Regions from separate parts of the Mus musculus genome. Here region 1 is linked to region 2. The links are chromatin contacts, found by Hi-C or POLR2A ChIA-PET in ENCODE. All regions are on one chromosome and are shown on one strand. The core of a region is the stretch at or near the end of the contact, and the rest is flanking DNA. Distances in the headings are between cores, read along the strand shown. Region 1 holds the start of Rbm48 (RNA binding motif protein 48). Region 2 overlaps Cdk6 (cyclin-dependent kinase 6).

The links. Hi-C counts contacts between places; a loop is a spot of excess contacts on that map. ChIA-PET counts read pairs that join two places held with the same protein, here RNA polymerase II (POLR2A).
Region 1: a loop to region 2 is called in a map of v-Abl transformed pro-B cells, with 2.7 times the contacts of the local background. The contact joins the promoter of Rbm48 here to the enhancer-like site in region 2. A Hi-C loop is called at or near these places in 1 of 37 maps with a recorded cell type or tissue (v-Abl transformed pro-B cells). POLR2A ChIA-PET finds 5 or more read pairs at or near these places in 1 of 5 experiments (Patski).

Annotation. Positions count from the first base shown.
Region 1 is chr5:3,591,882-3,598,146 of GRCm38, reverse strand. It overlaps Rbm48 (RNA binding motif protein 48), which reads left to right and starts at 1,600. Exons shown (of 5, transcript NM_172991.4): 1 at 1,600-2,181; 2 at 2,702-2,892. The coding sequence starts at 1,945. Pex1 (peroxisomal biogenesis factor 1) reads right to left here and starts at 2,081. Exons shown (of 24, transcript NM_001293806.1): 1 at 1,630-2,081. The coding sequence starts at 1,758.
Region 2 is chr5:3,499,933-3,505,347 of GRCm38, reverse strand. All of the region lies in intron 5 of Cdk6 (cyclin-dependent kinase 6), which reads right to left. Among named protein-coding and RNA genes, the nearest start is that of Fam133b, 41 kb to the left of the region's middle. Within about 2 kb of position 2,292, at least 1 of the 3 ENCODE cell types and tissues checked has a DNase peak (open chromatin) inside an H3K27ac peak, as active enhancers do.

The DNA of each region.
Region 1 (6,265 bases), core at 351-2,850, 93 kb before region 2:
AAAACATAGCTGTCACTTTAAATTTCTAAAAGTTGAGTTCAAAAGTTAATCATGGTGAGCAGTTATATAAGTTATGGTCAGTTTATGGTATCATACCAAGTAATTGCTAAAAGCAATGACCTCTCAACAAAAGTCATATTAATACTACACAAAACCAGGACAGGAAGCTGGGCGTGGTGGCGCACGCCTTTAATCCCAGCACTCGGGAGGCAGAGGCAGGCGGATTTCTGAGTTCGAGGCCAGCCTGGTCTACAAAGTGAGTTCCAGGACAGACAGGGCTACACAGAAAAACCCTGTCTCGAAAAAAACAAACAAAACAAAACAAAACAAAACAAAAAACCAGGACAGGAAACCTCATGTGTATCTAGCTCCACCTTTCTATAAACAATAAAGATTAGATATAAGCATGCAAGACTTAATCCAAATGCTTAGTATTTTACTTCTTCACTTCTCAAATAATAATAAAAATAATAATAAAGACCAAGACTATGTAATTCCTAAACAGTGATGAATCCAAGGAAGCAACAACATGTCAGGTTCAAATTCTTAGCGACCATAAGGAAGCATTTTTCTAAACTCATGGGGTGGTAAGCTTAATTTGAGATTTGAAAATACACTGAAAAATCCCCATCAGAAATGACAGGGAATAATGATCCAAGCTGGGATTTGGTAACAGTGAATGATTCCTTTCAGTCACCAGAAAGCAAACCAGAGAGTTAGAGAATATTTGGTGGAGATAAACTAACAGTAAGAATGGTTCTGATGAAATTGGTGTGTTCTGATAGGTGGACTGTAAAAGCAAGATAAATGTAGCAAAGAGGAAATAAAGGTAGAATACTTGAAGTCATTTCAAACTCTTGTATATTTTTTTTATGACCCAGTGTTCAGGTACCATGCATCTAGGATTTTAGATTTCAAATACTCTAACCCCATGAATACACTCAAACTAAGAGAGTCTATTTCTGCTCACTCTTAGGAAAATATGGATGCTGTATTTCCACCGATGGTTAATAGCCTTGAAACACCATAATGACAGAATCCAGACAGCTCGCTGAGGTCCAAGTAATCCTAGCTACCGAGGTGAAAGTGTGGGGTGTGAATAATTCCATCACCTTGTCACCCCGCCCCACCTCCCTCGCCGCACATATTCTTGCTATGTTCGAAGTCCTCCGGAGCAGGGAGAGCTATCTATCCTTTTATTAACCTTTCGCACAGGTTGGAAACCTTGGTAATCTACAAACCAAGTCTGCCACTCAACACCTCTATCGCTGCACCGGCAACTCGTTGGCAGGATAATGCTTTAGCAACCTGTAAGCAAACCTGTAAGAGCTCTCTAGAACTTTCCATCCTTGAGTGAGGGCCGCTTCTGACTGCTGGGGCAGAACCCTTGCATGCTCAGCTTGCTTTAACCGAGTTAAAGGGGTGCACTAGGAATTCCACGGTAGGGTCTGAGGATACACTAGCCGTGGTGTGGATGCACACGCTGCCACTCCACGCCATGCCCGCAGGGGGCCCTCGCTCACGCCTCAGCTCGGGGTCGGTGGCAGACGATGTCCCTGCAGGAAAAGGTGTCAGCTGACCCTAGTCCCACGAGACGTCAGTGGTGTCCGCGTCCCGCCAGCGCGTTACCTGCAGCAGGTGAAGCTGGGCCACGAGGCGCCGCGGCAGATGCAGGAAGCAGTCCCGAGCATTCGTGAAGGCCACCGTCACGACCGCCCCACCAGACCCCGCACCCGCTAAGCGATCGCTGCTCCACATTGTCCCAAGGTTCAACTCTCACCGGAGAGCGGAGTCCACCGGCTTCTCGTCAGGTGAGAGCGTCGGAACCCGAGAACATCGATCAGGCCCGCCCCCCTCTTCCCACGCCCGGCCGCTGTCACCCTCGGGCCACCTCCGAAGCTCTAGGGGGCGGCACGTCGCTCGTCGAATTCTCGCTCTCAGGAGATGATCGTCGATGGGGTCGATCCTTCAGCCAATCCTAGCACGCCTGGTCCATCCTGCTCTCTTATTGGACTCAGAGGAGCGCGGCTGGCGGATGTTGTTCTGGCGCGGGGGACTAGAGCCGGCAAGATGGCATCCAGTGACGGGAAACCTGGTGGCGTATTCGATCACCACGTCCAGACGGCTGTGTGTGACTCGCGGGCCAAATACCGGGAGGGCCGACGCCCTCGCGCGGTCAAGGTAGAGTGACTCGGATTCTTCTCTCCCCTCGGCAGGGACACTAAATTCCTGTGAGCACTAGCTCCCCAAGGCCTGCCTCCATAAAGGCATGGCAGGGATGTTGTGAGATCCATCTCTAAGTGGAGGGGGCACGAAGAACCCGGGCCCCGGTACCAAAGGTTATCACTACCCTCGGTTAGCTGCTTACCAAACCTCCAACCCACTATTTTTAGCTTTGTATCCTATGTGTTTACAATAGCGCTTCTCACAGGGCAAGCCCAGGGTGAGTGAGTGTTCAGTGGCTGTTTACATTAACCTCTCTGGAGTCAGCTTTTGGAAAAGACGTCTGTTAAGTGGTTTAGTCAGATACCCTTATGTGGAGTGTGGTAGTCTTTAGGCAGAAGAGTGACAGTTTAGTGTGTATGTTTTGCAGACCGGATTGTTTCTTGTTTTCAAAGCTCCATTTAAAAGGGGGTGGGAGGACCGATTTGCCATAGGCTTGTTTGAAGAGTACATTTAACGAGGTCTCCTTTGACTTTAGGTATATACAATCAATTTGGAGTCTCAGTACTTACTAATACAAGGAGTTCCTGCAGTGGGAGCCATGAAGGAATTAGTTGAGCGTTTTGCTCTGTATGGTGCGATTGAACAGTATAACGCTCTAGATGAATACCCAGCGGAAGATTTTACAGAAGTTTATCTCATTAAATTTGTGAAATTACAGAGTGCAAGGTATGTACAAGTTAAGCAGAACTCCTGTTAAAATCTTATTCCTGTTGCTGTCATTTTGGCCCCAACTGTTTCCCAAATGTACCCAAAGCACAGAAGCACTTCTTGCTCTCAGTCTTCCTGATTGGGGGGAGGAGGGGAGGGGACAGGGTTTATTTGGATAGCCTTAGCTGTGCTAGAATTAGTTCTGTAGACCAGGCTGGCCTTGAACTCAAAGATCCCTTTGCCTTTGCCTCTGACTCTCGAGTGCTGGGTTTAAAGGTATGCACCACTCCACCTCGCCTTCCAGTTTGTTTTTCACCAGGCCTCACATCTGCGACTTAATCACTCTAACAGTGAGTGACATCCCAGCTCTTCCTTCAAGCTTTTAAAAGGCTGACTTTACAACAATACTCTTCCCATCCTCTCATACCTGTGCTTGGCAAATTTTGAACCTGTAGTGTGGTAGATTAAGAATTACGTTTGAAGTAAATTATCAGTCCTGTGGATTCATGACTGTGGAGAATTTTAGTCCTCCAAGCAAATTTTTGTTCTTTTCCTAAAATCCATATGGCAAAAAGGACTACTTCTTGAGGTTCACTGAGCAAGGATGAAATGGGACAATTTATGTAAAGGGAGTAGACTGGTACCTCCTATTAAGAGGAAATAGTAGAGCCGGGCAGAGGTGGCACATGCCTGTAATCCTAGCACCAGGGAGGCAGAAGCAGGTGGACCTCTTGAGGTGGAGCCAGCCTTGTCTACAGAGTGAGTTCCAGGAGAGCCAGGGCTACACAGAGAAAACCCTGTTTCCAAAAAACAAGCAAACAAACAAAAAGTAACTATTAGTAATGACAGTTCTTATTTGTATAGTTCTATGTTAATCAACTTTGTATTCCAATAAGGAATGCTTTATTTTATGTTAACCCCTTTTGGCGGGGGGGGGGGGGGGTGCATGTGTGTGCATATTCCTGTGTGTGTATGTGTGTGTGTGTGTATGTGAGTGAACACTAGCCTGAAACTGGCTGTGTAGACCAGCTGACCTAGAACTCAAAACTTCCTCCAGACTCTGCCTACCCATCTCCACCAGGTTCAAAGGCTTGTGTGCACTACAGTGTACTCTATCCTATTTTTTGAGGTTGGGCCCCTCCCTCACTGAGCTCATTGGCTAGATTGGTGACTGTCAAACTCAGTGATCCTTCTATCTCTACCCTGTGAGCACTGGAATTACAGGCACAGTGCGGTGCCTGGCTTTCACGTGCATGCCAGGGGTCTGAGCCAAGGCACTCCAGCAAGGGCTTTTCCACCGGAGCAGCCTTCCTAGCTCATGTTAGCCATTTTTTCATTTTAATCACTAACCTTATCTAAACCATATCTTTTTCTGGCTTTTGCTATTCATAAACTTTTTTTTTTTTTTTGGTATGGAAAAAGACTTCAAATCCCCTGGAGCTGAAGTTACAGGTGGTTGTGAACCACCCAAGATGGATGCTGGGATTTGACTCTGCTCTTCTCAAAGATCAGCAAGTGCTCTTTTCGCCCACCAGATTCTCTCTCCAGCCCCTATATTATCTCTTTTGTGTGCTACTAACAGTCTACCACAAATCACTTGATTTCAAAAGGCCATGTGTCTTTTCTCATCAGCTGGCCAACTCTTCATAGTCTAGAAAGCATATTCTCTAGAGCCCCGTATCTCCACAGACTCTGATACAGTTGGCTGTGGAGTCAAGACATCTGAATTGAATCCTAGTTTTATAAATGAATGTATAAATATGATCCAGAATTTCCTGGTGCCTTGGTTTCATCATGAGATGGTTATGAGATACCAATTTAAGTGACACACTTGTGGCTTTGCATGGGGTAATAGCTCAATAAACATTAGTGATTATCTGTAGATACAGAAGTACTTAATTACTACAGTGCTCGACTCAGCATAAGTGTTCAGTATTTCTTATTTTAAACATTATTTATTTCTCTTTATGTGTATGTGGTATGGTTATGTGAACTTTTATGCCCTATGCATTCAGGCCCCTGCAGAGCAGACGGGGGCATTTTCCCCTGAGACTGGAGTTACAGACAGTTGTGAAGTTGCCAGGCTGGGAACAACCTGGACCCTCTGGGAGAGCAGCAGTGCTCTTCACCCCTTAGCTATAGCTCTCCAGCCCCAGAAGGAACACACTCTTTATCTTTGCACTGATTAGTTGTTCTGTATTCAATATTTTCATTTATTCATATATGTGTATCTAGGAGGGCATGCCATGGCTTGTGTACAAGAGATAGTTCTTTCCTACCGTGTGAGTTCCAGAGACTGAACTCAGGTCACCAGTCTTGGTGACAAGCCCAAAGTTACACATTTTACTCAAGTTCTGTAACTCAGGCTAACCAGTAGGATCCCAAGTTAGTTAAAAAAAACAAAAAGCCTAGGTAAGTGTGTCCAGCTTAGCTGAAAACGTATTCCATTATTAGGAGAGGGAAAGGGAAGACTCATTTCTTGGTGCTGGAGAGATGTCTCAGTGCTTAAGATAGCTTGCTGCTCTTCCAGAGAATTGGAGTTCATGTCTAGCACCCTTATCAGGTGGCTCACAGCAGCCTATAGCTCCGCTGGATCTAATGGCCTCTTCAGGTCTCTGTGGGCACCTGGCCCCTGGCCCCATATGTATAAACACACTTACATAAAAATAAACAAACAGATAAATCTTTTTCTTAAAGAGTACTTTCTGGGTCAGTGGAGTCATTCAAAAAACCAAGCATCTTTCCCAGGATTCCCAACACATACGTACGTACACACCCTTTGCTTCTTAAAACAAACTATGCATCATTTGTTAATCTTTTATCTTAGGTAAATCTTTATTTTAAATGCCATGGCCGGAGAGATGTCTCAGCGATAAGAGCATATACTACTTCTCTACAGGACCTGAGTCATCCCATCAACCAGGCCAAGTGTCTAACTCTAGCTCCAGGCTAGAGCCTCCAAACATACTTATACATAACTAAAAATAATTTAAAAAAATAAATTTTTCTGGATGCAGTGGTGTATGCTTTTAATCCTAGCACTTGGGAGCCAGAGGCAGGCCTCTGAATTTGAGGCCACCCTGATCTACAGAGTAAGTTTCAGAACAGCCAGATCTATATAGTGAGGCCCTGTCTTGGGGTTGGGGTGGGTGGTGGAGCCATGCATCTGGGGGCTGGAGAGATGACTCAAAAGCTAAGAGCACTTATTGCTATTCCCGAGGACTCAGATTTGGAGTGTGGTTCCCAGCACCCAGGTCAGGGGACTCAACTGTCTGAAACTCCAGTCCCAGGGAATCTATCACCTCTGGCTTCCTCAGGCAACTGTACTCATGTACACACACCCACATACAGACACACACACAGAAATAAAAGTAGTAAAAATAATTGTGTT
Region 2 (5,415 bases), core at 1,043-3,542:
GGGCGTCTGAGGCAGAGCCATCCAGAAAGGAAGGAAAACTCCTAATAAAAAAAGGAGCAGGCAGAGATGGGCAAATGCTCCTCGGGGGAGGGAGGCGCCTCTCGCAGGGAGGCGCCGCGTGCTGGCATCTCTGTTATTAGGAACACTGAGAGTTTGGTGATTGCCATAAAAACAACTGGCTGAATGAACCTTTTTCTTGGTACCAGATGTGGGTAACTTGTTGTTCTGGAAAGGGCTCGGATTTACTAGAGTATGCGTTAAGATGCTGATGGGGGAATGCGGAATGAACAAGGGCACTCTCAAGGAAGCGGAGTACCCCGTTAGTTTTAATCCCAAAGTTGAGAATCAAAATTAAACCAGAGATGACTAAATCACATGGTCTTTTTTTGTGCAGTGTTAAACCCTCAAATGAGTCTATCTACGGAGACAACTATCCATATACATAGATAGACAGACTAAGTGACCATTGAGAGAAAACGTCATGGAAGTGATTCTCAAGGACTCTCTGTGCACAGACGCCTAGAACTGAGTCTAACTGAGCAAGGACCACTGGCTGCACCTAGGCATGCAAAAGACATTTTCTCCTTGCACCTGACTTCAGAGGAATACACAAGTGTATTCATCCCCTCGATGAAGACATGCTAAGCCAGTAAGTGAAAGTGACATTATGGGGATGGAGATAAGAGCTTTGGAAACCACCTCTTGGTCTGGAGAGATGGCTTAGTGGCTTGCTGCTGAGTCTGACAACCCAAGTTTGACCCCTAGGTCCTACGTGCTGGAAGGAGAGAGTCAAGCCCCCAAAGTTGTCCTCTGACCCATGTAAACATGCCATGGAGACGTGCACATGCACACATACAACTAAATAAAAGTCACAAGTCACTTCTTTTTCATGATCTTTGAATTCAGGGGGCTCATTCTCTAACATAGCACTTTTCCATTTGTTTGTTTTTGTTTTTGCCACAGCATGCCTCAGGAATTCAGCTGTGGGCATGACCACCACTTACTCAAGACACAAGTCATCCTTGTGCAAAAACTGCATTGTGACCAAGTAGTGGCAAGTGACACTTTCTCAGAATGGAAGCCTTAACCATTGTGAAAATAATCACTAGACATTTCTGAAGTGAAGGAGTTTGATAGTCGGAGTGGCTTAGTATTATTATTAATTATTTTTAAGTATACTTTATGAAACAGGAGAGATGGTTCAATGATAAAGGCACGTGCCACTAAGCCTGATGATCGAGACCCATATGGTAGGAGGAGAGATATGGTCTGCTGATTGCCACACACATGCAAGCCCACGCACACGTTCATACCCACAGAAAATAAACCCAATGAATTAACTTTAAAAAGCTTTCCTCAGCAAGGAAGCACCGGCGTCAGCCAGAGTCCTACAAGTGATGTGAAAGTCGGAGCAAACACAGCTAAAGCATTTGCTATAAATAGTCTATACAGCGTCAGACTGATTTTTTTTTCATTTTCTCTCTTAAACTTTGAATCTGCTTAGTATAAAAATGTATACTTAGTATAAAAATTCCTGCAAGCCCTTGAGAGTCAGGGATGTTGTTTATTTGTTTCTGAGAACTGCAAAATTAGTACTGTGCCCAACCAATAAAACACAGCGTGAGTCCTAACAGGTCAAAATGAACTGACCCAAGAGCCAGCTTAAGTTTTCTTTTCTTTCTTTTCAGTTTTTAAAAATTTCATGTGCCTTGGTGTTTTGCATACAAAGTAAGTCTGTGTGACGGTGTTGGATCCCCTGGAACTGCAGTCACAGACAATTAGAAGCTGCCACATAGGTGTTGGGTCCTCTGTAAGAACAAACAGTGCTCTTCCCACTGAGCCACCTCTCTGACCCAGCTTACGTCTTCAGGAAACTTGCAGACTAGATTTGTATCTTTAATGATGGGTGGATATGGTGACTGTCCTTCTCAAACTGTACTGTAGCCCGAGTGAGACTTCAACCCTGGAGATATGTTTGGCTTGAAGAATAGTGACAAGAAGGTGGTTACAGTCATAACAAAGGAGTGGCCAAGTGCTGCGGCAGCCTCTGTGAAGACAGGAGTCAAGGCCATGTTCCCAGCGATTATCAGGCCCACACTCTCTGGCACCCCGTAGGATCTGTACTGTATGGTGACGAACGTGTTCCCCTTCTCCTCTGCCAGTGTGAAGCCAGCTGGTATCCTGCGTGAACACAGTATTCCCTGTATCTCACTCAGTCTGGATGGAGGCCCAACACTGGGTGATAACTCAACAATTCCGTTCAGGAAGCAAAGCCCATGGCATTCCTTAGAACTTTCAGACTGTCTAGATGAAACAGGCCCATTTGAATGCTTTCCCCCCTCCCCTTCAGTGATAGCTGAAGAATGTAGTTTTTCATGGGTGGACACACTGGGTATGTGACAGATGTAAATTCAGATACAGACAAAACACCAGCTACATGATTCAGACTCTGTACCATGCTTCCCCAGATCTTACTTCAGCAGGGGTCAAACAGAGGAACGCTGGTGTTTGACAACTGTCTTGAGTCATCAGAGGAAGTTCCTAGCGTTCGGATGTGCTTGTTGAAATAACCCTGGTGAACAAAGCCAGCCTCCCCCTTCCCCCCACACTTCCCCTCATCCCTGTGGGCCAGTGAGGTTTTCATTTTAGGAAATGGAAGTGTCAATGTGGACAAACTGTCCTGAGGTATTTATAGCGGAGTGTGTCATTTTCTTAAACTGCCTTCAAACCAGGTAATATGTGAATGGAAAGGGGATCTGAATTTCTTCCACTCTTTCGTGCCATCTGAACAGAACTGCGCTGAGGCTCCCTTACACTTAATGGCTCTCGGCTTTGTCTTTTGAGACTGGGTCCCTCACTTATAAAACTCATCTAAAAAGCTCAGGGAATCCTCTGGGACCCACGTCTCCAGTACCAGGATTTCAGGAGTAAGGTACCAGATCCAGTTTCTGTGTGGGTGCTAGGGAGCCAAGATTAAATTCTCATGCTTGCCTAACAATTCTCATGCTTGCCTAACCTTCTTGACTGGGGGAGCTCCCAACCCCAACGTTTTAAATTTTTAAAAAAGTGTCATTTTGAGTGTGAGAGTGTTTGTGCACGTGAGTCTGTGCCCAGGAAGCCCAGGGAGGCCATGGATGCCAGTTTATAGCATCTGCAGGGTGCCAGGTTTGCTCCTGCACAATCAACACCTCAGAAAGTTAGCTGTTGTTCTGCCTGGGTCCTCCTGATCATGGGATGTTTTAAGTGGAAAGGAGGAAAAAAAAAACAAAAAACAAAACAAAAGGAAAAGGGACCCTTGAAGGCTTATAAGCAGAGTCTGTTTTATATTCATGGTGAGGAGACTCTGACCCTCCCAGGAAGGCTCTAAAGGTTAAAAACCACGAGGTAGTAAATAAAACAGAACTACTGTTCGAATCAGCTCTCAGGGCGATGATTCACTGCACTGGCTCATCCTTGGGAAATCACCTACTAAGTGGAATTTAGCAGTGAAGGTGTTATTTTTGGTGCATGATTTATTGCTCCCCCACCCACCCCCTGGGGATTGAATCTAGCTTTGCCAGGCGGAAGTGCTGTCTCTCGAGGGGGACAGGACTGTGTCCACTGCTGAGGCTCTAGGATACTGAATCATGTAACGGGAAAGCCACAGAAGCCAAGAGACTAGATGACCCGGGCTCCTAACACTGGCTCTGTAACTGATTAACACAGCAAGGAGAGCAAGTGGGTACTTAACCTCTGCTCATCTGTAAAAACCCGTTGTCTCAGCTTCTGACCATGCTGTGGCACAGACCAGAGTACTATAAAATTAATAAACCACACGAACAAAGCAGTTAGCACCGTGGAAGGGCAGAAAAGTCTGCCTGGCGGAAGCAACCCTGCCAGGAAGGTGGCAAATGCAAGACATTCCCACTCGCTCCAAAACCTCTCATTCTCTGTTAATCTCACAGCACCCTTTCCCTTCCCCCAACTTCCTTGGTTTCATTATGACTAATTTTGCAAGGAAGATTTAATACTGGTGTTTTGCTCCTTTCCCTGGACCAAATCTCTCTAGGTTTAATTCACCCATGGTGCTCTGCTATGCTGTTTACAAAGGTCACCAGATAACTTTAGAGCCGCTACAATCTGGAAAATGACATGCACAGGAACAGGTATATTCCCTGTCATCTGCCTAAAGAAATAAGGCTTACCAGCTGCCACCGCCCCTGCCACCAACCAGCTGCCACCGCCCCTGCCACCAACTCCTCTTGCACACTCTCCTTATATTGATGGAGACACACTGAGACTCTGAGAGATTACATAGCTAACCGAAGGTCTGACATTATGGCCATTTAAAAAAATCTCTTCAGAGAACATTTACCTAATGTTCAAAACTCATTACTGAATTTTGTTTGGATCCTGACAATACAACTATCAACAAAACATAGTCATTTCTGAATATATTAACAGAGTTTTGTTAGCAGATGTGAACATTTTTTGTTTATGTTTGTTTACCAGTGGTAGTGTTTCCATGAATTTCTTTCTCAATCTGCAGCGCTGACACTGAGCCCAGATAATCTAGCTTAGAGAAATGAGATGAAAATCATGAATTATGATTTTAGGGGGGAGGGTAGGGTAGGGTAGGGGAGGTGGCTCAGCAGTTAGAATGCTTGCCGAATAAGCACAAGAATCGGAGTTGAGATGTTCAAAACCTACTTAAATGTAGGGTGGGTGAGGCAGCCTTGGAGGGTGGAGGCAGAGAAGCCACAGAGCTAGTGAGATCATGGACCTTAGAAAAGAGTCTATTACCTCCACTTCGCTAGACCGGAATGATTTCTTACTACAATCTGAATCTTATCCTATACCCACAGATAAATGTAACTGCCACCCCTCAAAGAGGTCTCTCTTCACAGCAGATGAAGAGTATCACAGAAAACAACTGGGCGCAAGGCAAAGATCAATGGAGCATGGGGAGCCAAGTGCCACAGCTACACCACAGCTCCCGAATCAGTGGCTCAGGAACATGGAGGAAGAAGGATGGAAATGTTTTAAGAGTCAGAATACCAAGAAGCCAGCACTGAAACAGTTTCTCCTGGGAATGGATGCATAAAGAAGACCAGAAAACCAGAAGTATCCATAGTCATATTAATCTGGAAAGGAGAAAGTTTCACAGGATCCTACTCACCAAACAAAAAAACACTGGCAACTAATGGTTGCTGGGAGAAGGAGAATTGTTAGCCTCTCCCAGGGAAGGACCCCTTATCGGCAGTCCAATGTGGAGTGGTCAGCCTTGGAACCATATGCATGTAAATAACAACAACAACGACCACCACCACCACCACCACAACCACCACCACCACCCCAGATTCAGTAGGGTGTATTTATAATATATATACATATACATACAAATAGATATAAGCACACATATATATTGTATGTGAA